2 separate regions of the Homo sapiens genome follow, and region 1 is linked to region 2. A link is an interaction called in ENCODE POLR2A ChIA-PET data of the cell type or tissue named here. Cell type or tissue: PC-9. All regions are shown on one strand.

What was found. ChIA-PET counts read pairs that join two places held together with the same protein. Peaks named below come from ENCODE experiments on the same cell type or tissue, not always from the same donor. Only the 100,000 strongest peaks of a DNase experiment are listed, where the experiment ranks them.
Region 1: POLR2A ChIA-PET joins it to region 2 with 15 read pairs; 2 of 35 experiments call an interaction of 5 or more read pairs at or near these places.

What each region holds. Positions count from the first base shown.
Region 1 is chr5:58,179,940-58,182,439 of GRCh38, reverse strand. No RefSeq gene overlaps it. Among named protein-coding and RNA genes, the nearest start is that of LINC02101, 59 kb to the right of the region's middle. In PC-9, no CTCF peak of the experiment used is centred here; no DNase peak of the experiment used is centred here; H3K27ac peaks cover 373 bases.
Region 2 is chr5:58,311,586-58,314,085 of GRCh38, reverse strand. No RefSeq gene overlaps it. Among named protein-coding and RNA genes, the nearest start is that of PLK2, 150 kb to the left of the region's middle. In PC-9, no CTCF peak of the experiment used is centred here; no DNase peak of the experiment used is centred here.

The DNA of each region.
Region 1 (2,500 bases), 130 kb after region 2:
AGTTTTGCATTGCTCTTTCTCTTCTATGTCTCAAAGGATTAGAAAAAGCATTGCATATATCAGAGATTAAGCTAATGATTTTCTAGAAAATGTGAAGAAAGGTCAATCCAAATTTTCAATTTTATATCTGCAAATATCCTGTGGATCTCTGCTTCTCAAAACAAATGGCTTTTCCTACTGGGGCAAATCCAGTTTCTGGTTTACTTGTCTGCTGCCCCAACCCTCTTTTCTCTCTAACTGCCACAAGTAAAACCTTTCTGTTTGGTATAAGCTAACTAAGAGATTTGGCTCCCAAGGAAGTTTTCTTAGAGATTGTAGATAAAGAAATGCAAACAGTCACATTTCTTTAGCACGGAAATTTGTACTTCCTTGGATAATGGTTTCAGCATTTTATAGGTGAGTTGCTTGCTGACTGTTCATTATCATTTAGTCAGAAACAACATCTGTCCTGGGAAGGCCGGGAGGAAACCTCTTTGGGTTGCTTATTAGTTTTCCTTTCTCTGTTGCATGTTTAGTGACAAGTTACATCTTTTAGACTATCCGTATTTGTGGAGCCAGAAGATATTCGTCCTTTAAAAAGAGGTTTTGGTTTTGTGAACTTTTCTGGTCAACTTGTGGGAAAGCCCTTTTCCTGGATGGGTCAGCCCCTCCTTAAAGGGGAGACAGCCAGTGCTTCCTTGCCCTGAGCTGTGATTCCACCTCCCCAGATACTGGCTCCCTGAGGAAAAGCAAGGTGAAAATGAACAATTTTCTAAAGTTAAAAAGGATAGAAAGGTCTTCTACGGTTTCAAGTACAAAGCAAAATAAAATTGCGACATGAGCTCCAGAGCCAGCTTGTTCTTTCACTGGACCCAGCAAAGTGGAAGAGGAGAGCCATGCCCTGAGACAAAGGACAAGGCATCCACCAATCAGTATTTGGAATATTTAAATCTCAATGCTGGAGGCCAAATAAACCTATGGCTCATAACAGGCACATATGTAAGAACACCAACCATATTTGTATTAATTGTTTGCAATAGTGTTGGCCAAACTCAGAACCTCTTGGGAAAGTTTTTTAAAGTACCTACTGCTGAATCAGAATCTCTGGGGCCAGGGAGCTGCAGTTTTCTTTTTTCTTTTTAACTTTTAAGTTCAAGGGTACATTTGCAGGTTTGTTACATAGGTAAATTTGTGTTATGGGGGTTTGTTGTACAGATTATTTCATCACCCAGTATTAAATTTAGTACCCATTAGTTATTTTTCCTAATCCTCTCCCTCCTCCCACCCTCCCTGTCCCCAATAAGCCCCAGTGTGTGTTGTTCCCCTCTATTTGTCCATGTGTTTTCATCATTTAGCTCCCACTTATAAGTGAAAGCATGTGGTATCTGGTTTCCTGTTCCTGTGTTAGTTTGCTAAGGATAATGTCCTCCAGGTCCAACCATGTTCCTGCAAAGGGCATGATTTTTTTATGGGTGAATACTATTCCACAGTGTATATGTACCACATTTTCTTTATCCAGTCCATTATTGATGGGCATTTGGGTTGATTCCATGTCTTTGCTAATGTGAGTAGTTGCTGCAGTGAACATACATGTGCATGTGTCTTTATCATAGAACAGTTTATATTCCTGTGGGTATATACCCAGTAATAGGATTGCATTTTTCATAACCACCCAAAAGAGTTTTATGAACTCTCTTCTTCCAAAACCCCAGTTTATATGTCATATAGTGTTACACTTTTAGTTATATGAAATAAGCTACTATATTTTCTCTCTGAAGCCATTGCAGGATTGGAGAGTGAAACACTGAGAGTACATGTTCTTAATTCCCCTCAAAATATCAGTTTATAGTCTTTGAGACATTCGGGCCATGTTGTCTTGAGACATTCTTTATTTTTGTTATACTTTATGAAAAAAAACAACTATAAAAAGAAGCTATTCGCTTGTTTAAGGAGAAACTGAAGACTCTGAATTGTTCGAAAGCTAACAACGTCAGACAACTTAAATACCAAATATACTGGGCCATCAACTGTGAGTCAAATCCTTAAGATGATCCCTGTATATAAATGAAGCTAATCAGTGACTATTCGACTATCGCCTTGATTCAATCAAACTTATATATTTGAGTTAATTGATTATATATGGACACTAAAATAGAATCATTGTAACAAAAGAAAAATCAAATATGAAATGATTAATTATGGAGCCCGTTTATATAAGAACTTTCTCTTTGACATTTACATTGATTTTTTTTCTGACCTTAAGAATGGAAGGTAAACAGAGAACTTCTAGTGAATCTCCGAAACTGAGTATCTTGTCCCAAATTCAGCTCAACTTGAAAGTCTTCATCTACCAAGTCACATATGGCTTAGCAACCACTGATTTCATTTTTTATAACTCAAGAAAATTAATTTGTGGGGACCCACATCTCCAAAAGTTTTATTGACTAATCTTAGTCACCAAACTTTGTGTAAGGAAGCTTCTGGTAAAGGCAGACTGCCTTCTGCCTTTGCTTAGTATTCT
Region 2 (2,500 bases):
TTGCTAAAGCTCTTAGATACATAGTGCTCTCCAAAAAAAATTGTAATGCTAACCACACGTGTGAGCCATATATGTAATTTTAATTTTTTTGTAGCTCAACTTAAAAGATATGAAAACCAGGTTGAAATAATTTTAATAATATTTACTAATATATTATCAATGTAACATTTAATCGATACAAAAATTACTAATAAAATAGTTTACATTATTTTTTCATATTAGGTATTTGAAACCTGATGGGCATTTTCTGTTTACAGTAAAACTCAATTTAGAATGACTACATTTTAAGTGTTCAATAGCCACATGTGGATAATGGATAAGATATTGAAGAGCACAGTCTTAGAACTATGGCAACCATCCCATAAATATTATCTATTATAGCTCTTGCTATTATTCTTTTTCTCTTCTCCCATGGCACTATTCGGCTCTACTCAACATTTATATACTTTTTCCTTGTATTATATCAACTTTTGGTTTTCATCCTTCTAAAGAGAATGCTCATTGAGAAGTACTTTTTTCCTGTAGACAGTTGTTCAACATTTATTGAGAATCTTTCATGTTGCAGGCATTGTGTGGCCTATTTCCAGTTCTGTATTTCCCATAATACCTGACAGAGTGTCTTTTCAATGGTAGGCACTCAATACATACCTGGTGCATGAATTGCCTAGTTTTGTGTACACACACATATTTCTGAGTAGTTTTTTTTCAACAAAAGTTACAATTTTTATAGATTTTTCTTTTTAATAATAAGCAATGGTTTTGAACAGTGACTGTATTTGCTTTGATTGAGTTTGATAATTTAATCTGTCACAGATACTTTTTGTTATTATGCAATCGTGGCGTGATTGCTCCACTAATGTATTCTTCTAAGACATGCATTGACACTTAAAGGCACAAACTTGGCACAAGATCATCATCTTTGCTTTAGAAATAAGCGAGCAAAACTGGACATTTTAATGTAGTGTTTTAAATGATGAACCAAAATAATTTAATATGAACATTCTGTATAAACTGTAAAAGCTGTACACATATCAATTGTTGCTAATGTTATTAATGGTCTATGGTACTTTTTACCATCTGTTCCACAGAATATTGATCCATGACAAACTCTCTGGGAGAAAACAAAATGGATCTATGGTCAAACAAGTATAGGAAATGATATACTGTATTCCACACCCTAGAGTTGAACAGTAGTAATGCACATTAGGATATTCAAAGTTCTAATTCACTTAGTAATGAATCTATTTGACTTCATTATTTGACCAATAAAATAATTTTTCAGGATGATATCTGTAATTTCTACAAAGATGGTATACCATAGAACACACAGAATTTAATTCTGGATCAAAAGAGGCCTCGGTTTTAAGCTTAGCTCCCCACTACCTACATCTGAATCTTCTTCAAGTCTGCTTCTCTCTCTGCACCTCAATTTTTTACTTTGAAAAAATATAAATCAATGATTTCTCAACTCTGATTATATATCATTGTCACTTGAGGAATATTTAAAATAAACAGAAGACTGAGTTTCCATCTCTAAAGGATCTCACTCAATATATTTGGGATGTGGCATGAATATCTGGGGTGTGTGTATGCACATGCGCACATGCGCATGCGTGTACTGGGTTCTAAAGTGAAACGAGCTAGCTGGAAGATGTTCAGGTGAAACTTGTCTCTAAATTTTGGGCAGACACGGGAAGGGAGGAACAATGGCAACACTGAGAAACCAAGCTTGTTTAAGTAAGAAATGCTTGCACAATGAATAACCAGAAGGTGCTGTGGCATCAGCTGGAATTCTGTGGCGGAAGGATTGAAAACATGTCAAATTATGTCAAATTGATACTTTCATCAATTACTATATAGTTAGGATATGGTATAAATCTTTGTTTCAGGCTCTTCTTCCTCAGTGGGAATCATTCTCTGTAAACTGATGAGTCTCTGATATTCTCTCCTCTATTTGTGTGTTCTTAAAAAGAAAGGAGAAAAATCAACCCATGCTATCTAATAAAAAATGCTAACAACTTCCTGTGTCAGTTATATTATAGTTAATTTATTTATAAATCTAACATAGGATATCTTAACATTTTGTAAAATTAATTATAAATGCAAGGTTTTAGTACTGGTATGAAGTTATTAGCATTTGAAAATGTGATACAACCTTATTTTTCTTCTATTATATTAGGTTGATTATCTTATTATTATCTTTATTATTATTTAGGTTCATTACCTTCTATTATCTTAGATTTAGTTGCCTTTTCCTTGCTTCTACAGACACAACTTAATATACCTTAACCAAACAATGACTAAGAAGGCCTTTCCTGTACCATGGGATTTTCTGTCATTCTGACGTGGGTCAGATTGAAACAATTGCTCCCCAATTACGCCTGTGACGCTAATAATTCCAACAAAGTTACTAGCAGGGAGGGCTTTCCAAATTGCTACATGACAGCTCCAACAATCCAGCTGACCCTTTTATAGAAATCTTCTGGGACAGAACTTGGCT